Linked DNA regions of Mus musculus: regions 1, 3, 4, 5, 6 and 7 are each linked to region 2. Evidence: chromatin loops called from intact Hi-C (ENCODE). Cell type or tissue: heart. All regions are shown on one strand. Links, peaks and the distances in the headings refer to the core of each region. The heading gives the core; the rest is flanking DNA.

Region 1 (4,368 bases), core at 265-4,264, 90 kb before region 2:
AAACAAAAAAACAAGAAATACAACCTTTATCACCCAAATGAGCATTGCTATCCTGCCTCCCCAGAGGTGGGTGTATTTGCTTCTCAGCAAGTCAGAACTGGCTGCTTCCATTACCTCTGTTCCAAGCAGTAATCTCCCGGGAAGTAGAAACCTCAACTTCTCAACAAGCTCGGGCATCCAGGTGTCTTACTTTCCAGAGCAGCTAGGAATTCTTAAACTCTTACTGCTTCTCTGATGAGAGCCACATAGCAACAGCTTTGCATCTCGTCTGTGCTACAAGGCCAGAGGTTGGTTCCCTTGGGAAGATGACTGTTTCCTGAGTCATGGCCCTTTTGTCCTCTCTTCTGAGGATGCAAAACTCCAAGCTGTACCACAAATATTCCAGGCACACACCTACCTTAGGACCTAGAGAAGTAAAATTCCCAAGATGAGATGGGGAAACCTCCAAAGGCACCAATTCACTGAAGTCTAGAAACTAGAGAAGAGCACAATGCACACACCCAAACCTTCCACACAGAGAATGAGGGAACGAGAGCTCCATCCTGAAGGTCCCAGCAGGTTCTCTTCCCATACCACAGATATGCAAATATTCAGGCCTAGGGGCCTGATTTGGAGCGCTCCTCAGTTAAATGGCTAAAGGAAAACCAATCAGGTCACTGTGCTGGACCATTATAGACATTGCCCACATTTACTGGTTACCAAACTATTAAGAGAAGAATACATTTGATAGGGTTTTGTAAATATACTAGATCAAAGCTCACTTTTTACAGTAAAGATTTAAGACAAGGATGCAGGGCATATACACATAGTGTGTTTCACATCCAGTTACGGTATTTGAACCCACAGGCATCCTGTTGATACTCGAGATAAGAAGTGACAGAGAAACAGAATTGCAGAGGCAAACTCAATGGGAGAAGCAAACCCAGGGGTGACTGAGGACTGGAACTTTTGTTTATCCCAAGTCACCTGTGATCTTGGAATGCTAAATATTGACAGACAACTAAGAACTGTATCTGAAAGACTGGCTGTGCTACAGTAAAGCTGCCAGGCTTTAATGGAGAAAGTCAGACGTGAGAGGTATATGTAAATGGTAAGAGCTGGGGTTTATAAGTTATTCTCCACATATTAATCTGAGTTTTAAAGTCCTGTCATTTAAGAAATAATCAACAACTCAAGAGAGAACATTTCTTTCTTTCTTTTTTTTTTTTTTACATAAAATTCAGTTTTGCTGAATTTGTCTAGCTACTGCTCATAGATTCCCATAGATGTTTCCAGAACACAGTGGTCTTTGAACACAGTGCCAGGCATACAATCCAGTTCGGAAGCCTTCAGAATGTCCTTCCTGTCCTATTCAGGGATGCTATGAATTTCTCTGCCAGGGATTTAAAGGAGTAAGAGCAAATAGACTTTCTTTCAAACTTGACTTCTTTCTATTCCTTATAAATCTTTCTGACTGACCCTCCCTTCTGAAAGGCGGTGGCACTAAAGAAGGAGCTAAAGGCTTTAGATTTAAGGTAGCTTGAAACCTTTGTGCTCAAGTTTTGACAGGACACAATAAAAGAGGGGGGGGGGGTGGTGAGCCTCAAGCCAGTAAATCCTCTGGACTTGAACTCACAATCCACGTGACCAGGCTGCCTGAGGTCTCGGCCATTAGAGCAGAAAGGTCTCGCCAGCCAGCTTTATTTGAGTTCTTCAGGTTGGAAAAGGATTCTGAAAAGAACAGAGCTCAGAGTTCTGGCAATAAACATTACAAAGGGGAAAAAGAGAGAAAAACCAGAAAGCTTATGAAGAAATAAATGTTGTGATACATGCAGCTGAAGTATCTATAATAAAGACAGTATACCCCAAGATGAAACAGAAGATCTGTAAAAACCTATTGGTATTTTAACATACTTTATTGTTCAGAGTTAAGAGTGAGTATATGAGGCTTGAGACAATGCTAAATGGTTACTACAGTGAAACGATCACTTATCTGATACATCATACAGGAGTAACTTACCCGAAACATCACACAGATACAAACCTGCATTCACCCCTAGTGGTTACAGCAGCTACAGCATAATCGTTTAGGAGGCATCTCACTATGACCTATAGTTGTTAGGTTGTGAATTAGACCCTTCAAGTTGTTCATCCTACATCATTAGTTACTTTATTTACTTTGACCTCTTTTGTTCTTATTAAAAGAGCAAACATGACAGAAACCCCTCTTGAATAACTTCCATTAGTTTCTTGTTAACTCATTACCTAACTCCATTATTATGGTCTGGAGCCTGTAAGCCTCCATGTTTCTATATTGGAGGCATAACTTGCACGTGGCTAGTGAGCACATGAGATACGAATGTGGTTTGTCCACACAGAACTAAGCTGTTCATGAACTGGCCAGAGAGATGGCTCTGTAGGTAATGAACCTTGCTGCCAAGCCTGGTGAGATAGTGTGAACCCAGGAACCCAGATGGCAGAAGGAGCATGGTTCTCTCAAGTTGTCCTCGGACCTCTACCCACAGGCTCTGGCAGTGTGCTCCACCTGCCATAAAAGAAATTTAATAAGAAAAACTGAGTTTTAAAGATTTAGTATTAAAAACAGAATGCAAGAGATCTCAGCCATAACTTTTTATAGTGGGTTTTATGTTGGAATAATATTAGGGCAAATATAACAGATTATTAAAATCAATAAAATTATAGTAACCTTTATGATAAATAATAATAAAATAATCTGTATAAAATAAATGGTTTGATGTAAATCAAACCACCTGTTTCCCCTTATCTCTTTTAGTGTGGATTATAAAAACTCTGAAGAGTAATATGTGGTTCCTCTGACAATTGCTCTAAGCTGGTGCAGCTCTCATGGGCTAGACAGAACTGGTCAGTCTAGGCATACACTATGACATTCTCCACAGACATTGTACCGTTTATATGGTCTCTCTGGTTCATCTGCGACCATTAGAAGCCCCTCTGCTTTTTTCTTTCCTATTATACTATAGATGAAGAATCCAACAGTATTTCTTGGATAATTTTAAAAACTGACCAAAGCAATGCCAAAAGAGAAAGAGAGAAAAGGGGGGGAGGGGAGAAGAGAGGAATCATGCATAAAATACAAACAAGCACAGCTTACATTTCCCAGACTCCTGAGCACATCTCAATCTGTGGGTCTTAACCCTGTGGGGGGTAGGGTAGCTCCTCAGACTTCCTTTATATCAGATATTTACATTGTGATTCACAAGAGTACCAAATTTATAGTATGAAGTAGCAATAAAAGTAATTTCGTGGTTGGGGTCACCCCAACATGAGGAACTGTATTAAAGGGTGGCAGCATTGGGAAAGTTGAGAACCACGGCTCTTAAGCATCAACATGGCATGGGTCACACCTCTCACTGTTGCATGAGTTCAGGCATTCTGAGATTAAGATGGGCGTGGGACTACAGCTTCCCTACAGCCCAATATGGAATCAAGTGAAGAAACATCTGAAAATGTCTCAGCACACACAGTATTCAATACATTTGTTTACAACATGATTTCTCCACACCCATCATTCGCTACATTCCCGGTCTTCTCCATGGCTGTCTGAAGGCCCCGGGTCACCAGGCTTCTTCTTGAAGTAGGACTCCAATTCTACTAGGTCTTCTGGTCTAGTTTTCAAGGTTTGTCATCTCCTTGGTTAAAAGTCTCAAAATGAGCCAGCTACTAGCAACATGGGACAACATGTGGGTGATACATCTCCAAGGAGCCCTCAGCCTAGTCTACATCTAAGGATGGCTGTTGACTGCACAGGGAACAGGTTCCTTCCCCTCACGAAACCTCTGTAACAATCCACATCAACAGAACCACTGAGAAGACTCTTATATATGACAGACAAAGGCCAGCTCAGCCCAGGGGAACACTAGACTTTTAAATAGACTCTTTATGGTAAGAAAGTCAACATCTAAGTTTCAGGAAGACCCATGGACATTTGACAGACGTCACTTCAGAGCAAATAACCAACAGACACCAGGAAAGCATAGAACTAGCCCTACAGTGCCCTCAACATCCAATAGAAAGGCAAGCAAGACAATGGAATCTGTAAAGAAAGTTTGTTTCAGAAGGATTATAAGGATTTTGTTATATATAGAAAAGTGGGAGATGGGGTAGGGGGGAGAGATAGCATTATCATTAAGAGAACATGGTTCAGTACTCCCTTAAGGGATATTTTCTCTGGTGACAAATCAAGATGCTACCAAGGTCATAAGGACCTTAAACAATTAGTTTTGAATAAGCCAAGGTGACAGTATTATTTTCAAGATGACAGAAATGTCAAAACAGTCCTTGTGTCCTCTGAGGACATATGTACATTTGAACTGTCAACCAGAGAGTAGAAATACTTAAACCAACATT
Region 2 (4,368 bases), core at 169-4,168:
GCTGGCTCTGGTGGCTTGTCCAGCAATGCCCTAGGGAACAGGTACTCTGTCCTTCAGTGTCAAGTTCCAAGGAGAAAAAGTTGGGGAATTTATTCCATCATCTTTTGGGCAGTGATCAACAATAGGAAGCTAACATCCAAAGGACAATTTGGCTCAATCAATGGCCATCACTCCAAGGCAGCACACAAACAGAAGCACATGGCCACAAAACAGCAATTCATTGTGCAATTAAATGTCAAGTTTCAGTGTTGGAAAGGAACCCTAGGGTTTAATACAGGGGCATCTGAAATAATAATAATAATAATAATAATAATAAATCAGTAGATAATAAGAGAAGAAAAATTGGGTGAAAAGCAATTTTCTTCCTCCCTTTTTAAAATTTAACTTAATTCTTCAGTGAACAAGAATTTTAGAATGTGAGATAATAATACAGGAAGGCTGCTGAGTCCAGACAAAGCCTCTATCGCTCTGAGAGGGTCTTAGGCACTTCGAAAAGTAAGATGCCAGCAACAGCATCTTCCTTCCTCGGGACACTGACATGTTTCTCCAGGGTGCAAAGGAAAGAACACTGGGATTAGTTGAGGATGGTGGGATCTCACCAACCAACTGCTTTACAGTGAGAAAGACAGTGTTCATTCTACCTCGATACTTCTGGGGTCCTTAATATCTTTTTATGGATACAGGAAAGGCCAGGAAAGAGAAAAGGCATCTCTGAATCCCTTATTTGTAGTATTTTCTGAAACTAATGGAAGTAAAAGTGAAACAAAAACATTAACCTACCAGTGTCTCCATCATTTTACACTTGTATGATTACAGGGTACCAAGGCATCCCATAATTCAAACACTCATAAACTTCAGCAACTTGTTCGAGAAAATGTTGACCCCCACCATGACAGATGAATAAATCCTCTGCTCATGAAATCTGACAATTGCTATGATTTTTCTTTCAGTAAATCCATGTAATTTGATCTTCCAAGAGCAAGATAAAAAAGAACAAGTTTGATTTTGAAAATGTGATGGGGTTTCTTTTCATTCCCCATTCACTTGAGACAGAAAATTGCTCACACTAAGCGCCAGGAGGTTAGCAGGCACTGAACCAGACCAGCAGGCTGGGAGCTCCTGTGGAAAAGTTGGGCACTGCCTTGTTCTAGAAACACATATAGAAAGGGAATTTTTCGTGTCCCAAGTTTGTTCTACTTAGTTCTAGCTTTGAGGAAAGGGAAATGACGAGACAGTTTGAGGCACATGAGCGGTGAACACCAGCAATCAAAGGACGAGAGGCTTTAGACTGTATTAATGCTGCACTTCCCTCCTCATGACAAGAAGGCAACACATGCCTAACCTGTCACTTGGCTAACGTATTTCACACAACTGCATAGACTATTCTCACACAGGAGGGTGGCTATAAGAACAGACCTGTGCCAAAGAGGGCTTCCGGATCCCTGTGCTGCCTCCCCATACTTCACCCCTCACCTTCCCATGAGTGAAAGGCTCTCACCTCTGGAGGGGAGAAACAGACATGGTTTTGCTGAGGAATTTCATCTGCAGTTTCCAGCGAACATTAAGCAACTGCTCTGCCAAGGAAAAGATAAGCCAATTTGTAAACCAGAGGAACAACACAACTCAAAAGGAGGCTCCAAGTTCCTAACTCAAAAAATCCTCAGTGAGCTTTTAAACTCTCTACGCAAACCACACAACTCAGCCCCGGGGTTATTCTGTCCTGGTCGTGCTTTTTAAAAAGGCATCGGTTTTCAGACTCAGATGGTTAGCAGCAGACCACACCAAGTTCCCCAGTGAAGCCATGCACTTCTCAGATCCCCGCCACATGAATGGGAAAGAGGGCTTCTGGCTGCCATGCACAGCTAAGTTCATCCCGTTTCCACAGCACAGGATATAACCAGTCTCAAAGCAGCCAAATGGGAGACCTGCCCAGAAGGCAGGGAAACTCTTTAGTAGAACTCACCCCACATTTTGCTCTCAATGGCACACTGCTTAATGACATTCTAAGGGACAACAGAGAGCTTAGCCTTCTAATGTCTCACAAAGCCCCCACGGGGAGAGGTGTCATTCGAGCCCTGAAGATAAACTGTGGGAGCAAACACATTTCCGCTTAGCCAGCTCGCACTTCCAGGGAAGCCCTAGGTTTTTTAGAGCAGAATCAATGGCTGAGAAAACAAAAATTTTCCATGCTTTGGAAGCTGATGCAACAAAGATGGAATGAACAGAAGAGAAAAGAGAAACAGAACTCTGAAATGGAAGTTGCCTAATAGTGGAGTCACCTTTAGACAAAAATAGAATCCAGACACTTGACAGTGCTATGCACTCATGCAGTTGCACAGCGGGCGTGACACCCTCAAAATAAAATCCAGAAATGCTCCACCAGCCCTGTGGACAATAATAGGGATGGAAAACTATGGGCAGACATACTTTTCTGTTCATTTTGCTGTTTTCTTCCTGTCTTCCCCCTTTCCTTTTCTCCTTACTTACCACCTCCCTCTCTTGTTGACATGTTTGTTTCTTTGTTTGACCTACCATTAAAATTTCCAACTACCTAACACAATAAATACTGCTGGGGAACGAAGATTGAAAAAGATCCCTTTAAATGCATGGGGTCCATTCCATACCAACTACCACAAATGTGCTGAGTTTTTCATTAACTGTAAATACAAACCAGAGTTTAAAAGGCATCACATGACTGAGTCGAGGTAGGCTCTGAACCACACCACTGACTCTTCTTGTGATATAAAATGGACTTCCTTCTATACTCTGGACTGCTGAAACTTTTAAGTTGTTACACTGGGAGTTACTCCCCAGGTCGGGGTCGGGGTAGGGGTCTAAGGTTCTGATGAGTAACAAGCTGTCAGGCAATGCTGACAGGCAGAGGATCACACACATCGTGAAAGCACTAAAAACACCCACCTCTCACAAATGGTCCCAGCCTTTCCTTTTCTTATTGCAGGGAAAACAAACAAACAAAAACACAACCTGCGCTACTCAGCAACATGGTCAACCACGGAACGTGCCGGGTGGGAAAATCCCAAGCAGGGTCTGAATCCACTCTGTAGCTTTCTGGCTTGGGAAGGAACAGTGGATCTGTGTTGGCCAGGTCTTCCTGTCATGAAAATGTATTCCCATCCTCCTTTTTACATGCTTTGGACATGGACATGTGAGGTGGGGCCTTAGTGAGGCTCAGGTAACAATCTTGGAACTACAAAGATGAAAACCATAAGTCAGGTGTGGTGGTGCATGACTTTAACCCAGCACTGGGTTGGCAGAGGCAGGCAGATCTCTGAGTGTGAAGGCAGTCTGGGCCAGAGTGTGTTTGAGGACATCCAGGGCTACACAAACCTGGAAGGAAGGAAGGAAGGAAGGAAGGAAGGAAGGAAGGGAGGGAGGGAGGGAGGGAGGGAGGGAGGGAGGGAGGGAGGGAGGGAGGGAGGGAGGGAGGTGGGCAGAGAGGCACAGAAAGAAGACCACAGAGCTAATGTAAAAACAGAGTCAAATGAAAGGTCAGCAAGCTATGCTAAATCTCCAGACTACCTTGAAATCTAGGCTGCCAATTGTTCTTACAAATAGGGTAGGATTTACTGGAGAAGAGCTATGTCTATTTAAGGATGCTGTCTTAGAGAGCTGCTCTAACAAACACTACATCAGGTAGCTGAAGCAACAGACATTACATTCTCAGTTTTCAATGTGGATAAGTTGTAGATTACAGCATCAGTGTGTTTGGAGAAGTTCTATAAAGGCCTTTCATCCTGGTTCACTGCTTTCTGGCAGGTTCCCATAAAACAATATGAAAGTTCTCGGTGATTTAGGGTGATGGCTACATTCTGTTCTTGCAGAGGAAAAGTACCCAGGTGGGCAGCTCAACAACTGCCTGCAAATCTATAGGACACTCTTCTGGTTTCCAGAGGTGAGTATGTGTGTTATTTTTCTCCTGATGGCATTATTCCCATGTAAAGGCTGGACCTCATGACTTCATTACCTCCCATGGCCTCACCTTTATATATCAACCCATCATCTTGAGGGCTGGCTTAAACAAATGAGTTTCAGGATACCAATGCCATTTGGTCACAGTGGCTGCCACTCTGAACTAGTGGCCTCAGCTGAGCAGCAGACACACAGAAGATATGCATGTTGTAATTAAGTACCTACAGGATTGCCAGGGTGTTTCCAAGCTTCCAGTCCCTTCTTTAGATTGAAGGCATTTACAATGTGCTAAAAATGATGGTTCTTAATATAGCCTTCTTTTAATAAAAACAAGTTGCTTTTATCCTCCCAAAACTCCATTTCCTTCCTTCTTGACCACTGGCAAGCAGAGAATGGAGTTTCCATATCCGGACTCACTACATCCAGAAGCAGTTGGCC
Region 3 (4,368 bases), core at 248-4,247, 330 kb after region 2:
CTGATTCTCAGAGGAGATGCTCCTCAGCGTCTACTTCCATAGAGACAGGACCCGAGAGGGTAAACCCCAGGCCTCCTAGTGAGTAAGCGCGCGCACCCTCACCGAGCTCTGTAGACAGCCCCAGAGAGAGGAATAAGCGCCGAGGAAAAGGAGCCGAAGAACCGCAGTGTTTTGCCCTCTGTTCCTCGCAACCACCCTCAAACCTTCAAAGAAGGGACCACTCGCTGCCAATCCCCTTAGAGAGGATCGCCGGGAACAGCGAGGTCCTCGAGCCTGGCTCCTAGGTGCACCATAGGGTTGGGGGTACCCGCTGTACCAAAACCCCGCGCTGTGGCAGCCAGAACACAGGCTGCTATTAACCAAGGAAAACCGAAACATTGTGGCACGTTTCTTATTTCTTGATTAGAATAACCGCCGCCTCCAAATATTCCAGAACAGGCAGATGAGAAAGCAGAAAAACCGGGTGTTCTGTCCTTAAGAGATCGAGGAAAGAAAAGCAAATCGCGCCCTCTCCCACCTCTTTCCCTGAGCCAGGAAAGAGGACGTGGCCTTCACCCACTGGGAAGGAGCTGGGCAGCTTGAGCTGCAGCCCTCCGACTCTGCAAGAGAAGAGGAAGGCGGCTGGCCTCTGCCCTCACCGAGGGGGGAGGGTGTGGGCTGAAGGCTGGAAGTGGAGGGTCGGCGAGCTGCACACTGGTACGTGCAGTGATTTAGGATTGTCGAGTGGCCAATATTGTTCCAGCTTTAACCTGGCTAGAAAATAAGCGGGTCTGGGTCTGGATCTGGCAGGCACATTCAGCCTGCAAAAGGGCAAAGATGAAAGTAGGGAGGGCACGCCAGACAGCCAAAAAATCTGCCCGGACGCCAGAAGCTACCCAGCTGTCGACCCGCGCCCTGAACTTGGACCCAAAAGAAAGATACAGAAAGGGACCGTGAGCCCAGTGAAGCAGGGGTCTAGCGAAAAACTCCCTGCTCACTGCTTCCTGCTCTCCCGAGGCTCCCAGGCCCCCCGCGTCTAGGGAGCTGCCTCCCGCTTGCACTGAGGCGTAGCCCGCACCTCAGCCGGGAGCAAGGCTGAAAGGAGGCGGCCCGGCGACTACAACGCGGGCTGCTCCCCACATCCTGACTTCTCTGCAGCCAGCCTCCGCCTTCCATCCCCAAACGCCGCCCTCCCCCCTACAAAGGGTCGGAGGGATGCAAAGTGAGCCACGATTATGAGCTCCTTCTATCCCCGCAGAAGCAACGGGAGCACCCCATATTACTCAAACCAACAGAGCATCCTTCCCACAGCCAATCTCCCCAGACATCCTATCGTGCAACTATAGCCCTCCGGATCAGCTCCGGATCAGCAAAGCAAGTCGCCTTCCCCCGCCCTCCCATACTCCAGATGCTTCAAGCTTCCCAAGCCACAGTCAGAGCACATCTCTGAGTCCCCAACCCTCCCTTCCAGCCCGCCACTGCTTCTGCCCTCTCTGACCATCAGCCTCCTAGAACACTGCCGGAGCCAATGAAGCAGAGCTCTCTTTCCTCCTCGGTAGCCCGGCCCCCCTTCACCCTCTCCGCGGTCCCTAGACTGGCGCCCAAGCTCCGCGCCCCGGCGACAACTCCGCATACCCCGCGCGCCGGCCAGAGACGCGTCCCATCGGCGGCCCTCACTCACCCGGGAAGCACACCACATAATGAAGCACAGAACTGGTGATTTTCAGGAACAAAATCCACCAACACGGTTCCAGTAACCTCCGCATGTCCGAAAACGCACATCGAAAAGAGAAAGGCAGGGGGGGTAAACTTGTTGAATAAGTTCTTGCTTCCGAGCGAGGCTCCGCTAAGCCTGGAGGCTTTCACGGCTCGCCCGCCACACGGGGCCCCCCACACTCGGCCACCGGTCCCGCTGGAATCCGGGAAGCTGCCAAGCGCTCCCGAGAAAACCTCAAAAAGTGACCGGGAATGCAAAGCCAAGCTAGGGACGATCCTCTCGGAGGAGAAGGGCTGCTTTCCGCTCAGACACGATCCAGCCGACAGGCAGGGCGAGGAGAAGACGCACGGCGGCAGAGCCCGGGGCCCGGAGCAGGCAGGGACCGCGGGTGGCGGTGGCTAGCAGCGGAAGAGCCCCAAGTTGAGTCGGCAGCGCAGCGCAGCCCGAGAACCAGCGGGCGACGGCGGGGCTGTGCGCGGCGCGGCGGCTCCGGGCTTCAGGCGGGCAGCTCCTTCCAGGGCCCCGGCAAGGAAGGAGGCATGTCTGCGAGCCTGGAAAGGGAGGGAAGCGGCGGGGCGGAGCGCAGAGCCCCCCAAAACACAAACGGCCAGTGGAGCGCAGGGAAACACAAAGGATCTCAGAGGGGCGCCGGGGCGAGGGCGCCTTCAGTCCATGCTCCTGAAAGTTGTGGCTCCGGCGCAGGCTGGGGAGGAACCGAGAGCGCGGGGCTGGAAACTGGCCATGCCTCCATACAGGAAGTAACATGTGAGCATGGATCCTGGCAGAGACTTTAAAGCCGGCGAGCGGGCGAGCGAGCGAGCTGGGGGCGCGCGGCGGCGGGGGCGCGCAAGCACGGGCGCGCGGTGACGCGCATCCCCGAGCTGCCGCCGGCGGGGGCGCGCGTCTCTTAAAGCGGCCGTGCTGGGCTCCGGCTTCCAAGGACTTGCACTACTCTCCTCTCCAGGCGTGCCTAGGGCTATGGGTGTGCGTTTAGGGGAGCTGGTAACCCTGAAGACAGGGAAGAGACCAGCTGCCATCCAGGGTCGGCATGGCTTTGCTCCATTTTCGAGTTCTTAAAGACGAAGTACGGATTCGGAGAGATCCCTGACCTCGTTCATGGATCCGGAACTTGGGGGAGGGGGAAAGGGTGGTCTGGTTGGAATCTGGGGGAGAGGAAAGGACCAGCAGCTACATTTTCATGGAGAGGGGACTTCCGTAAGGCCTCACCACCTGGACGGTGTCTTGACGGGGTGCACCTCCAGCGTCCCTCTCCTGCTGCGTTCCCGGGCTAAGAGACAAAGCCCAGCGGCCTTTGCACTCAGGTTTCATTGAGGTTTTTTTGTTGTTGTTGTTTCCCCTTCCCCCTTTCCGAGCTTCCATTGTTCGAATCTACCTCTGGGAGATAGGGAAAGGGACGGGAGTCCATCCCAGGCTAGCAAAATCCAGCTCCAGGCCCACATCGGCTTTTCCCAAACCACGAAGGTCTGTCGTGGACTTTTCCCCAAACTACGAAGGTCTGTCGCGGAGTTTTCCCAACCCCCGGATTCGGGAAGAAGGTGGCTGCAACTTGGCCTGGTTAGGCAGAGGGCAAATGAAGTGCGCCTCTCACCCGGGGCAGGGGAAAGCAGCACCCCGGGGCAGGACTGGTTTCCCGCAGCCGTCCTAGGAGACACGGCTTAAGTAAACTACAGGGAGAGGCATCCGGGGGAAATGCAAGGGCTAGGTTTATCTGTAATGAGTTTTGTCCCTTGGCTCTCACAGAGATCTTTATCGCTTGGGCTTTTCAGCAACCTATTTTTTCCTCCTACGTTGGTGCTAAAAGAGGGGAGGCAGGTTTTGGTTTGGGTTTTTTTTTTCCATCAAATTTGTAATTGAGCCAACGTAATTAGCCATTTGTATTTTTTTCATAGTTGTTCTGCCACTCTATGAAAAGGATATGGACATATTTTTAAAGTGTCCCCTTGCCGTTTCATCGCAACGCGGCACTGTCCCACACCCACCCAAACATCTCAACCGGATGTTCTTTCGGTTTTCAAATACTATACAGATGCTCTGAGAGTCTGTGGCATTGTTTAGGAAAGCAGTCTCGCACCCACAATTCCAAAGGAAAAACCTCTGAAAAGTTTGGGGTGCAAAACTAGTAAATGCCAGGAAGTTCCTGGAACGGGCCCCCAGATCTATCTTTAGCCAAACCCCGCAAACACCCTTCCCGTGCTAGGCAATGAGGCCAATCTGTTTGCTTTGGAATTTGACACTTCCTGGTTTTGTTGCACTCGAGGGTCGCTCTTGAGTGCTCATGATGACCAGTTCCCTTGAAAAATGGGTTGGAGGGATGGATATCCCAGTGCCAGTCAGAGCGGGATACGTTAAAATGACCCTAGCACAAATGACTGCCTCCTTCGAGGTGACTCCGTATTTTAACACTCAGTCGGTAGGACTTGAATCACACAGAGGTCGGCGACATCATAAGTGTTGCCTGTTGGGCAACCCTGAATTCTTTCTATACTCTGTTTGCTGGTTCAACAAATGAACTGCACATCCACTCTGTGCTGGGTATAATAAGGGCAAGCCAGCCTGTCTGCCTCACCTAGGGAAAGTCAATGGAGGGGTGGTTGAGAAGACATTAAGTGTGAAATGCAAAGAAGGAACGCCAGTACCCCAGTTGTTCAATA
Region 4 (4,368 bases), core at 240-4,239, 170 kb before region 2:
CTGGAAAGCAGAGATAGAAACAGGGATCATGCTGACAGGCTTGGGGGCTTGATCCAACTCTGTGATGTCAGGCATGTCGATGGATGCCTGGCCCTTTCCCCAAGGCTTATTAAAGACTAGGTGAGCATGAAAACTCTTAAAGCCAAGGAAGAGTGTAGAAGATATTCAGAATACCTACTCATCTACTTAAGTATCAAATAATATAATGCAGTTAAGAACACTTAATAAAATTTCAAGAATTACAGAAAAGCAGAGTGATACTAAATATTTTGCAAGGCCTTTTTAACAGTTCCGTGATTCCTCAAAAGCAAAGAGGCAGTGACCTTATTCTGAGGCAGCGACCACTCAAACCTGAGCAAGGTGGTGTGGGTTATTACTATTCAGAGGGACTCACTGCTTTGCTTTAATATAGTTTTAAAACATTTCACTAAAAAAAGTACTTTTGAAAATCTCAAATGCTGCCTCTCCTAAAACAGATGCTGTGACCTAATGTTTGGCTACGCTTCTCACCTCACAAAAACATTCTTTCAACATGAGCAGCACACTCTGCGTACCTTGTAGTAGAAAACTAAATGAGGACTCAAGAGTAAAATCCTCACACTGTCTGATCTGGTCAAACGCCTGAGAGTAAGAAAACGGAGTAGAAGAATGGAAATTGCATGCATGACATCTTTTAGAAAATCAAATCTCTAGCTTTTATGGCTTCTGAACATTAGTCTATGTTTATCCATATACAACTTAAAGTTATTCTCACTGGTATTTAATACACATGCTACAGTGTATTTAAACAACTCAACTGTTGGGATTTCTGAAGCTCTATTTTTAAACTATGTGAGAGTGACGTTTTCTTCCTACCAGGGAAACTGTGATAAGGTTGATTTCTGACAGATCCCAATATGCTCCAGAATTTTCTAATTTGGGTGAAGGTAGAAGAAACATCTTCTTCTGACCTAAGAAGAAAAGGTGTGTCACGATGCACCGTGACTCACTGTACGTTCAGATCAACAGTCCTCTAAAACCCACAAGAGCTGCTGTGGGCCGCTTTGGTTTGTATTTGCTGGACTAGACACAGGTCTGGAGTTACATCGCCTTTGGCAGAACATCCTGAACTACATTTGACGGGAGGCATAGTCTCCCTTCTCAGCCAGAAGATTGCATGAGTAAGATCTAAGGGAACTGCACAGGCCGTCCTGTACCAAGCCTATTTTATAGCATTAGAATTTTACAACCAATGTCTCCTTTATAGCACTAAGTGGCAGGAGGCAATCACTTACAAAGAGAATAGGGGTTTGCCCTTCACTTAAGTGCATGATGATAGGGAAGTTGGCTAACGGCTTCTTTGTTGTCTCTAATAGTGAGTTTCTAATGGTGTCATCTTAAGTGAGTCCGGCCCATAATTTCGTTTTAAGGTGGTTGGTTTTTTTGCTTTGTGCTTTTAAGATAAGCTACTAAACTATATATTTTAAAATTCTTATGTGTTACTAAAAGTGGAATAGGAATGGAAGGCCTTGGGAACTGTAAATTGTAAGTGAGTACAATATGACTGGTATAAAGGGCAGTGCAGACAGAGGCCAGCCACATAATTTGTTCTTTTGTTCAGATAATTGTAATTGGGCTTCTGCTTGGTCATCAACCTGGCCTCACACACAAGGGTGGAGAGGTAATATGTTCCTGTGAGTGGGGACAGTCATTTTTACACAGGAAACCTACAGATTATCTTGTACAAATACACTAACTCAATCCATGGTTTCACATGCTTTATGAGACAGGAGCAAGATTAACTCATGCAATGAGAAGAGGCCCGTTGTATCCGAAGATAAAACACACTACAGCACCAGCACACGAACTGATCATCACCATCTTTTCTGCCAGGTTTGCCAAAAAAGCTCACCAAAAATAAAAACACGGCCTCAACAAGGCAAAGGGTTCATTCAATACCCGGTGCACACAGACAAGGAGAGAAACAGGTGCTATAGGAGTGAACATCCAAGGAGGGAAGTGGCACGAGCTGAGCTTGGATAAATTGGAAGTGTTAGAACAATAAGGGTGTTTCAACAAGCCCAGCTGGGAGCACTGCTCTTCAAGCCCCGCCCCTACTCCAGGAGCAGTGACTGGCATCCCTGCTCCAAAAGTGCTATTTTAATGAGTTGCTTCAAATACAGGCTCCAAGAGCCTGAAATTAATCTTTCTGTCTCCTGAATAAGAACATAAATTTGCTTTCAATCTTGGTAATAGAAAGATTGTTTTTCCCAAGTTTCCAGAGGTCACCATCTCTTTTCTTTACAGCCAAACCACTTCAGTGCATTATCCCTGCCTCTCTGCAGAGGGCGCACACATAGGACACACTCACTGACACTTGCTTAAAATGCTAAAGAGGTTAGGTGTCCTACCTCTTGACATGGCTCACTGACAAAGTCCAGAATTGGTGGCCTTCCAGACTCTAGGCACATTGTTGAGATTCCAGCAATGTCAGGATCGCCTCCAGCACTTGTGGTTTTATACACCCCCTGGGTACCCACAGTTCTGCTGAGAGGCCATCAGTAAGCTGTAGCCTTTCAGATACAATCCCACAACAATCTGTTTGTACTTCCCTTTTAGCTGACCTCAGCTCAGTACTGTTTTCTTCAGGGAACTGTTTCCTGATGCTAAACTAGACCTGTTGACATCACAGGCTCTCAAAGCACTCTTTCCTTTCAAGACCTAATTAAGCTTGTATGACCACTGTTACATTTAGTTATGTATGTGTATGTATGTGACCATATTCATCTGTGTATGGGTGCATACGTATGCACATGCTGATATGAAACATGTGGGGGGAGGCAGAGCTCACCTTCTAGTGGACACTGGAGTCACTGATCCCTTACCTATTGTTCACCTTGCTTTTTAAGATGGGGTGGCCTGAAGCCCTTCAAATCGACTAGGCTGGTTGTCCAGCAAACACTGTCTCTGCTGTCTCTAACTGAGCTTCTTCTTGGACCCCATTACCACATTTATTTTATTAATACGCATTCCCCAGTAGGCTTGGATGGCCACAAAGAGTACAGCACAAGGTTACAGCCAATGACCAGAGCATCCTTACCAGAATCCTTACCAGAGCAGAATCCAGGCCTCACAGGCATACATTCTTGTCCTCAAGAAATATGTGGTGGCTAGATATCAAAAGAGCCTCAATTATGCCCATACTTGAAAAGGACAACACAGGAGCTCCTGAATTGGTGTGAATCAATTGCTTTGTGCCTCCCCAGTGAGGCCACAGCACATAAATCTCCTTCCAGGCACTCTTCTTCCACCTCATTGTAGGCCACACAAGGGGCCTGTGTCCTTCAAGAACAACAGCTCTGTGCAACAGGGTCCCCTCTGACATCATGATTGCTGACAAACAACTGTGAATGGTAAGTCACCGTCTCACTTTGTTTTATGACCCACGTGCTCGTGAATGAAGCTTTACACCAACGAGGTAATTGAAGGCCCAGCTCTCTGCTGGGTATCTGGCCTGATATTTCATGTTCACTTGACAGGAAAACACTGTAACAGCTCAACATACACAAAGCCAGGGATGAACACACTAAGCTAGGGAGATTAAGACACCCAGGTTAGATTATTTTGTTTGGCCTGTGGCAGGTCTCAGCCTTCCTTCTGTGACAATGCCCAAAAAGTCCTCTCATGAGGAGAATGTTACCTGACATTCTCGTCATGAGAAATGGGGCAGACCCATTTCTGTATTTCCCAAGAAGCTGTTAATGCAGTGGAAAGCCCTGTTTGCTATGTGTAATCACCTCCAAGACTCCCCACATCGAAATCTTCTCAGCCTGCTTCATAAATAAATTCTCAGCACTGGGCCTGGGTGGCCATGGTGAGGACAACGGCTGGGGACCTTAGCTTTAGGCAATAACCTCTTCAGCCTGTGCCACAGGTGCCTGAGATATCCCAGGATCCTCCACTGAAGCAACAGGACTGTCTGTCCAAATCCAACACAGCTAAGTAATTACTAGCCTTGGTGTGGTCCCATAGGCAGCCAACTGAAGTCAAGTGCACGATCACAGAAAGCCACGTGATCTCTGGTGAAATCACACAGGCAGCTCACTAAACTCAAATGCCAGTCCACAGAAAGCTAAGCAACTCGCAGCCTTAGTACCAATGCCATCTGAGGAGTAAGAACTGGCTGGAGGCGTTCATAAAAGATTTCTTATCCCCCAAGTCAGTTAACTGCCTTGGGTACTGAGTAGAATCACCAGGGTGCTCAGCCTAAGGTGGAGTGAGAACCTTGTTGGGGGTATCAGCCCTACACATACATAGCACGGCAGGCAGAAAGGTGGCAGGTAAAGCAAAGGATGAGACCCAGAATAATGTTGAGACTGAGACAAGACC
Region 5 (4,368 bases), core at 108-4,107, 260 kb before region 2:
TGTCTTCTCCTTCTCGTCCTCATTCTTGGTCCAGCTATAGGAGATCATGTAATTCATGATGGGCGGGTGGTAGATGGTTTCAGGTTGGCTCCAGGACACCTGCAGAGCTGTCTGGTTCAGAGGCTGCACCTTCATGTGGATGGGCGGAGAGCTGCAAACTGAAGACATGGGTAAGGTTAAAGGGTATCAGCTACCTGCCGCTCACATGTGTGCCCTCTGACTTCAGGAAATGGATCTACGGTAAGATCCCAACTCTGGCCATCCAAGGCCCATTAGCAGTGTTCCACACCAGTTCTCCTTCCTCTCGTCATCTATTTATGCATAGTATGCACATGTGCACACAAGTATGCATCCACAAGTGCCACAGTGTGGAAGAGGATGGTAATGTAGAGTGTCATTTCTCAGGAGGAAGCCACTGGCCTGGAACTTCCCAAGGACAGGTCGCCTACTTGGTGCTGAGGTCACATGCTCCCTCTGGGGTTTCATTTTACACCTGGCGCGCATACATATACATATACGTATATACATATACATACATATATATTTATATATACACACACACATACATACACACACATTTCTGAAGATCAAACACAGATTCTTGTGATTGCTTACTGAGCCATCTTCCCAGCTCTCTCTTTATTTTCTGAGACATAGTTTTGCTATATAGCCCAGGCTTGCTCTAAGGTTATGGTACTACTGCCTTAATGCCCTAAGCCTCAGGGTTGAAGTCATGTGCCACCATGCTTAGCCCTGCCCTGCTCCCTACGTTTTAGCTTAGTAGACACTCTGTACTTCAGCCCTAAATACTCATACCTGCAACTTTTCAGAACAAGAACATTCCCTCATCTAGCCTCACTACCATTACCCTACCTAAGAAAACACACAGTGACTCAATAGGATTCTCGTACAATATCCATATTCAAATTTGCCCCCTTGTTTTCAAGACAACTTATGGCTGTTGCCCTCCTCACCTGACCCTGTGCTGATGAAGCTTTCTCCTCTGACTTTTCCTCAAGACAGACTCTTTGACTGGAGGACCAGACAACTAGCTAAATTTGCAGATGAAATTTTATTGCAGGCAGATCAAAGCATAAATGCAATGCGTCTTCCAATAATGCTAAAGCAGAGGCACCCAGAGAAAGGATGGCTTCCTCTGAACTGGTGGTACCCTGGGTAGTAAGGGACAGTCAGGCTAATCTGTCTGCCCATCCCTGCAGCTCAGGAGCTTAAGGAGACACAGCAGAGCCACAGCTGTCCAGGGCCAACTCCCCGTGGTACTGAAGGCTCCGGATCAGCCTGTAGGGTGGTGGGTATGGCAAATGTTTGCTATGTACAGTCTGGATGATCAAGTGTGCCACTCTCCTATCTTCCTAAGACAGCCAAACCTGTCTCTAGACACAAACAAATGTCTCCACAGAGCCCATGTCCCTCAGTCTCCAAGGAGAAATGCAGATTTTGGAAGGAACCACCCATGTTAAGCTGATACTGAGCGCAAGGCCTGGATAGACGTCAGGAGGGAGGACGTCACATCCTGCAGGAGCACTTCAGAGAAGAATCCGACTCTATTGGGGGCTGACTCCCTTGTGGAAGGCTCTTTCAATTGAGAGCTGAGCCAAGTCTACATGGGTAGAGGTTGGGGAAGAAGTGGAGGCAGAAGAAGGGACACAGGAGCAGTATTCCAGGGTCTGTACAGGACCGTGATGGGACCAAAGCAGGAAGATGGGTAAGCCAGGACTGGGAAGCCTAGAGGCCAGGTTAAAATTCTGGCCTTTCTTCCTGAAGCCTCTGGAAACCAATACAAAAGTAAGCCCGGAGTGTTTGGATGAGCTTGTCTGACAGACTCCTGTGCCCCCAAGGTGGAGGAGGAGGAGGCTTGTCCAGGTGTCCGCAGCACTGTCTGCACACTAAGCCAAGGACTCGGACTAGGAAGATGGCAAGTTCTAGAACAAACAATGCAAAACTGAGATGTCGGGCAGGGCAGGGGGAGGGACTTACGAGTGGTGGGGGGTAATAGAACACCTGCTGGCTCTGTCAGGTAAGGAGCTAAGTGAGAGGTGAGCTCACACCGCAGCCATTCTTGGGAACAGCACAGAACCTTCCAGAAGCCCCCAAGAGACACACACCTCTTTTCCAGACCCAGACTACCAAACCTAAGGCAGTTTCTAAGAGTCTCTGGCCACACTCCTGCAGAGAAGCACTCAGGCTGCAGCTGTGAGGGAGAGCGGCCCTGCCTGGCAAGAGGCTCCTTTGCGTCTGTTGGAGAAATGTGCTTTCTGTGGCTTCAACAGGAAGATGTGGGGACTGGTGAGGCATGCTCCTTGCCTTTCAGAGCGCCCCAATGCAAGGGGTGGGCATCAAGCTGCCACATATTTGCCTTCAAAGACTATGAAGAACTCTGGAATGGCCAAATGTGACATAACAGAAGAAACACTAGGGGGCGACAATGTACTATTTTTAAATAGTCCAATTTGCTAGGCTTCTCCAGACAGCACCGAGGGAGGGATGGAAAAGTGAGCAGAGATCCACAGGCGATCGCATCCTTTTTAACACTGGCAGTGGGGCAGCTTCATATATCGGCAACGTGCTATACTCTGCGATGATGACCTACCGTCCTCAGCTCTCACCTCCCACCACGTTCTTTCTTTCCTTGTGTTTCCTGAAACCATTCCCTCTCCTGCCGCAATCAGCGGTGGCCCTGAGGGACACATTCCTCCAGCAGTTACATCACAACCACATAAATAATCTTAGCACCCACATGCAGATGCACCATCCTTATTTATTTTTTGAAATGAAAATGGCTGGGCTCTTCTATGCAGAGTAAGATGATTCATATAGTACAAAAAAGCAAGAAGAAAGTTAAAACGATTTCACCCGAAATGTCGCTGTGATCATAGACAGCGGCTGCAAACATTTCAGGATCCAATATTGACATATGATCTACCTCTTCCTATATATGTGAAATAGGATTACATACAATTTGATATAGAAAAAAAATAAAATAAAAACAGGCTGGATGTGGTGGTTCAATGCCAAAAATCACAGATGCTCTCAGGCTGAGGCAGGAGGTTCTTAAATCTGAGCCCAGGCTAAGTGACATGGTGAGACCCTGACTCAGAAACCAATAAATCAAAACCCCAAACAAACCAACAAGAACAATGGAGGCATAAGGTCTGTAGGTAAGTTAATGATGGAGTCAGGAGGCCGTGCCTATAATAAATAGCGCCATCACTTTGAATGGCAAGTGCAGAGTTAAAGCCTCTGGGGATAGGACCACCTGCTGGGGAAGGAGACTGTAACTAAGGCCCATACTTGCCTCAGATTCCCTGGACCAGGCCAGAGGTACCAAGAAGGCCTCCTCACATGCGTCCTAGTTGAGAAGTACAATAGGAAAGAAGTCTCTTCCTGATCTATCCCCAGCTTGTCTCTCATCTTCCCAGACAGTGGGCTTCTGAACACTGGGGTAATGTGGAAGAGGCCTTTGCAGGATTCTGTACCAGAAAAGCCTCTGGCATTTATAGAAATAAAAAGTGCACAAAGGAAATATTTTTGACTTTGAGAGTCACGTGGTCTCTCTTGCCTTCAAAGCACAGAGCCGCAGAGGCAATGAGCTTGTGAGAGTGAGTGTGCCCAGAACTTACACACTGATGCTTGTGAGACTGAGTGTGCCCAGAACTTACACACTGATGCTTGTGAGAGTGGGTGTGCCCAGAAGTTACACACTGATGCTTGTGAGAGTGGGTGTGCCCAGAACTTACACACTGATGCTTGTGAGAGTGGGTGTGCCCAGAACTTACACACTGATGCTTGTGAGAGTGGGTGTGCCCAGAACTTACACACTGATGCTTGTGAGAGTGGGTGTGCCCAGAAATTACACACTGATGCTTGTGAGAGTGAGTGTGCCCAGAACTTACACACTGATGCTTGTGAGAGTGAGTGTGCCCAGAACTTACACACTGATGCTTGTGAGAGTGGGTGTGCCCAGAACTTACACACTGATGCTTGTGAGAGTAGGTGTGCCCAGAACTTACACACTGATGCTTTTGAGAGTGAGTGTGCCCAGAACTTACACACTGATGCTTGTGAGAGTGAGTGTGCCCAGAACTTACACACTGATGCTTATGAGAGTGAGTGTGCCCAGAACTTACACACTGATGCTTGTGAGAGTGAGTGTGCCCAGAACTTACACACTGATGCTTGTGAGAGTGAGTGTGCCCAGAACTTACACACTGATGCTTGTGAGAGTGAGTGTGCCCAGAACTTACACACTGATGCTTGTGAGAGTGAGTGTGCCCAGAACTTACACACTGATGCTTGTGAGAGTGAGTGTGCCCAGAACTTACACACTGATGCTTGTGAGAGTGAGTG
Region 6 (4,368 bases), core at 116-4,115, 72 kb after region 2:
CCCTGCCAGCCAGTTTATTACATGAGCAGTGGATGCTGCGTATTTTCTGGTATTTGCTGGGTATTTTGTATCCCTACCTCTTTGCTAAAAGCAGTTAGATATTTTGCCTTCATGTTTTTCCAAATAGAAGCTTTGGTTTGTTTTTTTTTAAAGAACTATTCATTACCCTCAGCCCACAGAAGTGAAAAAAATGGGAATTTACTTTATCTTTTAATTATGAATGTATGTGGTTGGGGGATGGGTGGGTAGGAAAGGAGTCCTTGAAGGCAGGTACCTGTGAGGGCCGGAGAAGCCAGGTCCCCTGGAGCTGGCGTTATTGGCAGTTATTAGCTGACTGCATGGGTGCTGGGAATCAAACTCAGGGCTTGTTGAACAGCAGTATGAACTCTTAATCCCATAGCCATCTCTTCCAGCCCTCTAGAAACTTTTAAAGACAAAAAAGCTGTGTAAATGCCATCCGAGCTGGAGTCCTCAACTTTCCAAGAGGCCGGCCAGCTTCCTTCCTCTCTTCTCACCAACCTAGACCATCTTCTTAGCATGGTCCAGCTGGCTGACAGTGTGATGTTTGTGAACTCTGTCTCAGTACCATGGGAGAGGTGGTCAATCCCCAGGTGACATCCTGCCACAGGTGAGCAGAAAATGATGGCAGGTTCTGGAACACACTGAGAACTAACCTGTCAAGTAACTGATGGGTACCCAGACTCTTAAGAAACCTGTCTGCAGCTGGGTGGTGGTGGCGCACACCTTTAATCCCAGCACTTGGGAGGCAGAGGCAGGCAGATTTCTGAGTTTGAGGCCAGCCTGGTCTACAGAGTGAGTTCCAGGACAGCTAGGGCTATACAGAGAAACCCTGTCTCGACCCCCCCTCCCCAAGGAAAGGAAAGGAAAGGAAAGGAAAGGAAAGGAAAGGAAAGGAAAGAAAAGAAAAGAAAAGAAAAGAAAAGAAAAGAAAAGAAAGAGAAACCTGTCTGCAGATGGCATGACATGGGGGCACAAAACTGAGTCCTGCCTCTCAGTGGATCAGGTTTCAAAGACGTGCTTTGCAAAAATTGATCCCTAAGATTTCCCTAAGGTGGAGCTTTCCTTCCTGTCAGGCTTAAATGTGTCTTCCATGAGCAGTAGCATACACAGCCATGGAGGCAAAGTTTAGGCAAAGCATCACAGCTAACAAAGGTCTAGGCTGTTCTCAGCAAAGAGACAAACCACCGAGAACAGACAGAGCTTCAACAGGCCCAAGAGGTTTCAAACACAGAACATGCTTACCAACAAATGTAGATGGCGTGTGAGCAAGAACACCTTCTACAGTGTCTCACAATGCATGTGCCCAAAATGCTGACTGGACGAAGGGGCTGCCAGACACGTGGAGATAAAGGGGGCTCCTGCTTTCAGTTAGGGGCCTGCGACTGGCTAACAGGTAGGGAATAAGGCCAGTGGGAAGTATTGTAATTTATAATAATTAAGAATCAATCATGGGGCCAGGGATAAAGGCCAGTGGGCGAAGAGTCTGGAGTATGAGCATGGGGACCTCGCTTGGCATCCCTAGCATCCGGATGAAAAACCTGATCCACTGATGCTTCTCAGAACAGGAGACTGGAGAAGCGGAGACAGGCGGGTCTCTGGAGCTCACTGGCCAGACGAGAGACTCTGAAACCCCAAATAGTAAGGTGGAGAAGAATGAAGGAAAACATTTGAACTCAATCTCTGGCTTCCACACATGCACACTCGCACATACATAAAAATATAGCAAACCTGCATATGCTATATACATAAGCAAAATTTAGCTGATTAATCATGAAAATCAAAGTATCAGTGAAAATCCAAGTTTGCTTTAACCAACTCAGCTTTGATAAATCAGCAGAAATAGACTTAAAATCATTCAGGGATAGCGTCCGGGGTGAACAAGTTAGGAATCCAAGTCTTGCATCCTTGCCGGGGAAAGGCATGTGTGCCTAGGATCTCTCCCATGATCAGTTTTGGATTCTCACCCCGGTAAAGGAACATGTCAGAAAGCAGCTACTTTGTGATGTTACTTAGTTGCTTTGCAACATCCTCTCTTATATTAAGTGTATCACATGCTCTGCAATGTCACAGGCGGAACTCAGCCTTGGGGACCACTGCACACAGCTTGCATCATCTGCACTGCTCGACGGTTTTGCTTGCAATCCATCTCCCAAGAACACCTCCCCAAAGCCTGACTCATAGAACATCTCTCTCCTCCACTCTCCACACTTTCCCTGCACTTCCAGTTCCTAAAACAAGCCCTCTGAATTTATGAAATCCCCCACACCAGAGGATCCTGTGAATTGTTCAGGTATGAAAATCATTACACAAGCCATCTGCCACTCCATGAACCTGAAGGCACAAAGTGTGGCTGTGGTTGCTCAAGAATGTTATCTATTTCCATCTTGTGCAAATTTAGGAGCAACTGTGGTTTCCTGTTCCAGGGTGTTGTCCAAAAATGACTCCACAGAAGTCTGCAAAAATAATCCTGGGCGTTCTGTTTTGAGAGGAACACTTGAAGAGTTTCCCACTAAGAGAGGAAATGGCCTGTTCTGACTGCAGAACATCCAGCATGTTCCCTGAGCCAGAACCTGCACAATGCTAGTTGAACCATTGTTTCACTCGTAAGTAAGGCAGGGGCCCGCAGTGGAATCAGGCAGGTTTCCTTCGATTCTCACGCTAAAGGACCTGCCTGTCAGGAGACCAATTGTGTTTTGTTACCTATAAGATGTGAATGACTGCATCGTCTGTGTCTTTGTAAAATTGGTTGTACTGTCAATGGAAAACACCTCTTATTTCAAAAGGGCAGTAAGAGTTTCTTCTGGAGTAGAATGTGAGTGCCTGTGGTCCAAAAACAGAGCCAAGCAGGTCACACCCCATAACATGTTTTAACAAGTTCACTGAAGTTCTTATAGTAAAGGAACAAAAGGAAGCCATGAGAGAGGTACTTCGTCAAGTACTCTGGTAGGGCATCAGGTAGGCAGGGCACAGCAGACTATGAAAATGTGGGAAGGACACAATATGATGACATTCTTAGCTTTAGGACCCATAGGACCTGGGGATCTGTGAGTGCAGCTACAAAGGTTTCGCACAAGAGTTATAAGCCAGTGGGGTCAGGAGTAGCCACTCAGGGCCCTAAAGGTAGAATTTGAATCTTAAGTGTTCTAACTCTCAACAATTACAACTGTCTATCCAGTGATCTTTACATGAATTTTAATACAGCTGGGGCTTCCTCTCCTCTCCCAGGGACTTCAGTTAATAGCAAAGATTAAAAATGAACTCACTGTATTTCAGGGTACCTAACACATAGAGTATCCTAAAGAAATGTGTATAAAAATATATACATATATGCACATTATTTCTTAGACATTAAACTGACTCAGAAACAAGCAAGAACATTGTATACTGCAACTATTTTAGGGGAGATGAGGTCTTTATAGTCCACGTTCAGTATAGGAATGACTTCATCTTTACCAAAAGTTTTAGTCTGAAATAACATTCCAGTCATGGAAGGATACAATGTATTTTCCACGAGAAACCATAAAAAGCACATTGTATATTCTAAGGTGTAACTCGACTTTTAACTTGAAACGGTAACAAGTTCTGACTCACTGAAGGTGAAATTTGCCAACACAGAAATCTGAGGTCAAGACCAAAGAATCATCAGGAGTTCAGGAGAGCAACTAACTTTCCCTGCACCTATGTCATGGTATAGAACCTCACGAGACTGACAGCAGAAGACAGGATTGCAGCTCCAGCGGGGGTTACAATGGCCACCTGTGGCCAAATACAGTCCCTGTGAAGGAAGGAGATAGTTTCTGACTCTACTCTGTACCTAGAAGACTTTTTTCCCTGTCAGCCCTTTGTCATGAATCATTCTGAGGACAAGGTTTCTGCCATCTGTGTTCCAGCCAAAGGTAAAGACACAGGCCACAGTCCCATTGTTTGAGCTGAAATCAGGGAAGACTTTTAACCCCACACTGAGTATCCCTCAAACTGGGAAGAGCCAATCCCCATCTACCCTAACAGGAGCTAGACAGCCTCATGAGCATGGAGGAGACAGGGACAGGAGAGCTGGATCCAGAACGAAGCTGTGTGTGTGTGTGTGTATAATAACAATTATATGAGAGCCTACAGTGTCACCTAGCATAGGAACTTGACAGCTGGCTTGGCTGCAGTCTCTACCTCCTTTGAACAGGAAGTCTCTATGAATATGGGGGCCCTCAGTTTCTGCCTAGTTTGAAGACTGAGAATTTTTATTTTCTTTTAAAGCAGTTTTGGATTTGGATTTGGGTTTCAGGACAAAGAATACACTTCACACAACTCATTCAAGCCTCTTTTTTTTCGTTTCCCTCTTTTTAGCTTGCA
Region 7 (4,368 bases), core at 263-4,262, 52 kb before region 2:
TCCTTTTACGCAGGTTGGCTAGAGCTTGGATTCTAACCCAATGCTGATCTCAAACTCACAGTAATCCTTCAGCCTCTGCCTCTTGCATAGCAGGATTATAGTATAAAGAATCACATACAACATGTTCTAGAACAAAAACAGGCTACAACACATACCCAGTAACCCATCAACAGACTTCCCTAAGTACCTCACGACAGCCATGTCCTTATTTTGAAATATACTCTGCTATGGTGAAGCACGTGAGAGGAAGAGGACAGTCACAGTTCCCTTATACACCTCATCCATCCCTTATTAACAGGTATCATTCACAGCCACCAGTCACCTTCCAACATCCACAGGTATAAGATACTATTGCCATTGAAGGAATAGAGAAAGAGAAGTCTGAGGAGATGTAGTTCTCTGGCACTTGGATAGAAGCATTAAGCAAAGAGTAGAGGAAAGATTCACACTCTTACCAGATGGTTCCTATCTCTGACCTAAGCATTCTGCCCTAATCTCTTAAAAAGGTAAGTACTTCTTGGCAGTTCTGTTCGGATGGGAACCACCATCGAGAGGTCAGTCTGAACTTTTCTTCTACGTACAGGCCCAAGAGTTGAGCTTAGCTGCACTTGGCCAACATTGCAGGTTGAGGTTGCTGACTTGCTGGTTACCTTTGACCATGACTCTCTATAATGCCTACAGAAAATAGTTTATTACCATAAATTACCCATGACATTTTAAATAAAACCTTGTATTTGTGAATAGTGTGTAAAATTAAGCAAACAAACCAAAGGCAACGAGGAGTACATACAACTGTCTCTGTTGCCTGAAGACAGCTAGTCAAAAGGAATCAGGCCCTAAGAGCCTGTTGTGCTCTCAGTGAGAAGTCCCCCGCAGGCTCTGGGTTAGAACGCCTGCTCAAGGTTATAGGACTTTGAAAACTGTGGAACCTTGCTAGAGGCAAGCGTGTCACAGGGCCAGGCCTCGCCAGGCCTCAGGAGTTCATAGCCTCATCCCAGTTCCAGTTTGCTCTCTGCTTCCTGTGTGCAGATACAGTATGACCACCCAGCTTCCCACTCCTGACCCCGGCTGCCAAGTCAGCCCTGCCATTGTAGATGCTGTCCCAAAGAAACTTTTTTCCTTAAAGTTCTTCTGTCCATGACATTTTATTAGTAGAAAAATATCTAATTTGGTACTATTCTACATTTCAAAACACTAATGCCATCTACAGAATGAGATTAGGATGGACAGAAAAACGGGAGGAAATGTTAATTAAAATCAGAGCATTCATAGGAGAGTCCATGTCTAGGGACTGTGATTAAGTAGAGGACAGCACAGTCATGTTGCCCTCCCAATTCTAGAAGACAGCATTAAGCCAGCAAGCATACTACAATGGGAGTCCACCACACTGCCGAATTCTTGAGTCTGGGTACTCGCACCCCAGGAAAACGCTAAGTGATTCCAAAACAGTTGGATCCTCGCTCTGAAAAACAAGTGGTCTAATCAGGAAATGAGAAGTCCTTTCCCTACAGATAGAAGAGCTAATGGTTACAACGCTACAGTGTGACAGAGGCACATTCAGGAGAGCTGGACAAAGGAAGAGGCAGAGGCAATCAGCTGCCATTCTCTCTGCAGCAGGGAGCCGGAGGATGGAAATTTAGAGATGCTGTTTCTATTTATTAGCACTAAGCTGCTTCCTCATATCCCTCCATAAACATGCAGCTCCAAAAAACAAAAAAGATCTTTTGATCAGGAGCAGGGCTTTCTTTAAGCTGGAGGCTCGTGAGCATGCCTGCTGAGCGAGTTCATGTAAACAGATATCCAAACATTGTGGGCCTGAACAACACTTAATATCTTATATTCTGTTTGGTATTTTCTTTTGAATAAATCCAATGATAACGTTTTCCTCTCTTTGAATAAGACCCCAAAGGGAAGTAAATTGCATGATGGGAAGAAAAAACAGTCAGGGCATTCCAGGGGCTGTCAGCATCCATAGGAAAGCACCTGTGGTTCCTGTATCTGCCACTAGTCTAAGGAGTGGCACTCCTGAGCACTGGCTACAGGATCTTTTATAAATACAAAAGTGGTGTCTTCAGGCTCAAAGCAAAGAGCAATATTGTCTTCAACACTAAAAGAGTTTCCAAAATTAAAACAAAAAGCATTACTTAATTTGAAAAGGTAGTGGGCTTCTTCAGGTCTCCATAATGGTTCCCTTGGTTTTCTGTATTTCTTTGCTGGTAACAGAGCAAAAAGAGGAAGAAAGCAAAACTCCTTGAGAATGTCTGCCATGTAACACTAAAGCACAGACGGAATCCAGTCAGTGATGAAATGTCTGCCGTGTGACAGTAAAGACAGACAGAATTCAGTCAGTGATGAAATGTCTGCCGTGTGACAGTAAAGACAGACAGAATTCAGTCAGTGATGAAGGGGTTAAGAATATTCTTTTCTTTTCTTGCTGGGTACAGATTTTTTTCAGTACCATCCCAAAGCCATGTAGGTATCCTATGCTCATGATCTGAATCCCACAAGCTGATGCTAGAACACAGAAAATAGGAAAAAAGCTATCTCACATGGTTCCAGAGAGTGGCTTTCCCTCCCTGGTTCTCGGATTATTTATGACCAAAGTCAAAGGAACATAGCCTACCGGGCACTTAGAAACCACCTTTGTCACAAAGCACTGAACACTCACTTGGGCTCACTAGGCATATGAAAGGAGGAGATGGGCCTGGCATCTGGGTCTTCATCTAGTCAGACACCTGCTTGACTTTGTAAGTCACTTAAGGAGTGGCTGTGTGCATAACCAACCTGTCTCCCCTAAGACTAAAAACACAATAGCCATGCCCTAAATCTGGAGTCACCTTGGATTCCAGAAGAGCAAAACCTCACAAAACAGGCCCCACTTCAGATAACAATAATTCCTTTCATTCCCTGGCTTTCCCCACTCCCCACTGCACCCTATTCCTGCCTCCCTGGGTAGCATCTCTGTTTTCCTAAGAAATCCTACTTCTATTATACATTTGGAATGCAAAGTTCCATTCACAGTTTTTCCCCATCCCCAGGCTCCATGTATTCATTATCAGTGTGGATCTGAGTCCCAGCCAATTTGCCCAAGTACCTAGGTTCTTATGTCAGACGGAAAAGAACTGAAGACACACAATTAGAAATAGAGACATTTTATCAAGAAAGAAAGAGAAAGGGAAGGAGATAGTCGGCCATGGGCCACAAGGTCTGTGACCCCTTAGGTTATTTAGAAGTCCCACACTGGTGTATCTTGGGCTTTTCTTGAGCCCACTATACAAAATTCAACTGGGACACTGTGTTCACTCCCTCTCTGCCAACTTCCCTGGGCATCCTGTTTGCTGAATAAAGTAGAGGTGGGAACGGACTCCAAGTCGCATGCCAGAGACATAGAATCTGCACCAGAAACACAGTGGAGTCTGCCCCATTTTCTGCACATTTTAAAAAAACATTTTTTTGAAAATTTGTTTATTTTATGTGCTGATTATTTTGGTCTACATGTGAGTCAAGACACTGTGCACCTGGTGTGCACAGAAACGAGAAGAGGCCATCTGATGCTCTGGAACTAGGGTTACAGGTGCTTAAAGTCACAACGTGGGTGCTGGGACTCCAACATGGGTCCTCTGCAAAAAGACCAGTACTGAGCAACCACTGAGCTATCTCTCCAGCTCCAAGAACACACTGTGGTGCACAGACCTACTGCCACCCTTGCCAAAGTCACCACTACCCCACAAGCAATAACCTGGTCATCAAGGCAGGCAGCGGGTCCACACTGCTATCATGTGCCTCCATCATTCTGTGCTGAATAAAGGACCGCATTCCCTACACATTGGCAAGGAAATGGATGCTCACAGCATGTGAAGTAGGTGAGCCACAGGTATAATCACCCAGTCTGGAGAAATGGCTCAGTAGTTAAGAGCATTGGATGTTCTCTTCCAGAGGACCCAGGTTCAATTCCCAGTACCCATGTGGTAGCTCACAACCACCTGTAAGTCCCAAGAGATGTAAGATATAACATCTTCTAGTCACACACACATCTTCTAGCTCACATATGGTGAACATACAGACAGACAAAACTCTCAAACACATAAAATAAATAAGTAAATATTTTAAAAGAATAATTACTATTCCAGTAAATACTTCTTTCAGCTTGTTTTTTGGAGGGGTCTCTTTTGTTATTTCTGCCATTTTTTTGAGCTACTTATTCAAGCTTTTATTGGATCCTTTTCAACCTCCCATTCATTGGGTGAGGGCTAGAATTACAAATGGCACCCAACACATCTGGGTTATTTTTCTCTCTTGGGTTCCAGATCTTTGTGCTTACTAAGCAAGCATTCTTACCTGCTGAGCCATCTCTCTGGAATGGACTGA

What was found. A loop is a pair of places that touch in the nucleus more often than their neighbours do. Peaks named below come from ENCODE experiments on the same cell type or tissue, not always from the same donor. Only the 100,000 strongest peaks of a DNase experiment are listed, where the experiment ranks them.
Region 1: it touches region 2 in a loop (1.9-fold over the local background); 3 of 42 quality-filtered maps call a loop at or near these places.
Region 3: a loop joins it to region 2, with 2.8 times the contacts of the local background. A loop is called at or near these places in 7 of 42 quality-filtered maps.
Region 4: it touches region 2 in a loop (2.0-fold over the local background); 6 of 42 quality-filtered maps call a loop at or near these places.
Region 5: a loop joins it to region 2, with 2.8 times the contacts of the local background. A loop is called at or near these places in 6 of 42 quality-filtered maps.
Region 6: a loop joins it to region 2, with 2.4 times the contacts of the local background. A loop is called at or near these places in 2 of 42 quality-filtered maps.
Region 7: a loop joins it to region 2, with 2.1 times the contacts of the local background. A loop is called at or near these places in 4 of 42 quality-filtered maps.

Annotation. Positions count from the first base shown.
Region 1 is chr14:11,971,326-11,975,693 of GRCm38, reverse strand. The region is part of intron 4 of Ptprg (protein tyrosine phosphatase, receptor type, G); the gene reads right to left. Among named protein-coding and RNA genes, the nearest start is that of 3830406C13Rik, 310 kb to the left of the region's middle. In heart, for the core only: a CTCF peak has its summit at 2,051; no DNase peak of the experiment used is centred there.
Region 2 is chr14:11,881,277-11,885,644 of GRCm38, reverse strand. All of the region lies in intron 2 of Ptprg (protein tyrosine phosphatase, receptor type, G), which reads right to left. Among named protein-coding and RNA genes, the nearest start is that of Gm52128, 310 kb to the right of the region's middle. In heart, for the core only: no CTCF peak of the experiment used is centred there; DNase peaks (open chromatin) are centred at 1,444, 1,864 and 2,344; H3K4me3 peaks cover 883 bases; H3K27ac peaks cover 2,429 bases.
Region 3 is chr14:11,551,625-11,555,992 of GRCm38, reverse strand. It overlaps Ptprg (protein tyrosine phosphatase, receptor type, G), which reads right to left and starts at 2,440. Exons shown (of 30, transcript NM_008981.3): 1 at 1,661-2,440. The coding sequence starts at 1,745. In heart, for the core only: no CTCF peak of the experiment used is centred there; DNase peaks (open chromatin) are centred at 1,112, 1,462, 1,862, 2,492 and 2 weaker places; H3K4me3 peaks cover 3,906 bases; H3K27ac peaks cover 3,300 bases.
Region 4 is chr14:12,056,098-12,060,465 of GRCm38, reverse strand. All of the region lies in intron 5 of Ptprg (protein tyrosine phosphatase, receptor type, G), which reads right to left. Among named protein-coding and RNA genes, the nearest start is that of 3830406C13Rik, 230 kb to the left of the region's middle. In heart, for the core only: a CTCF peak has its summit at 2,316; DNase peaks (open chromatin) are centred at 1,115 and 2,405.
Region 5 is chr14:12,138,174-12,142,541 of GRCm38, reverse strand. It overlaps Ptprg (protein tyrosine phosphatase, receptor type, G), which reads right to left. Exons shown (of 30, transcript NM_008981.3): 9 at 1-158. Among named protein-coding and RNA genes, the nearest start is that of 3830406C13Rik, 140 kb to the left of the region's middle. In heart, for the core only: a CTCF peak has its summit at 2,427 (motif pointing right); no DNase peak of the experiment used is centred there.
Region 6 is chr14:11,809,452-11,813,819 of GRCm38, reverse strand. The region is part of intron 2 of Ptprg (protein tyrosine phosphatase, receptor type, G); the gene reads right to left. Among named protein-coding and RNA genes, the nearest start is that of Gm52128, 240 kb to the right of the region's middle. In heart, for the core only: no CTCF peak of the experiment used is centred there; DNase peaks (open chromatin) are centred at 2,109 and 2,519.
Region 7 is chr14:11,933,122-11,937,489 of GRCm38, reverse strand. The region is part of intron 2 of Ptprg (protein tyrosine phosphatase, receptor type, G); the gene reads right to left. Among named protein-coding and RNA genes, the nearest start is that of 3830406C13Rik, 350 kb to the left of the region's middle. In heart, for the core only: a CTCF peak has its summit at 2,006; no DNase peak of the experiment used is centred there.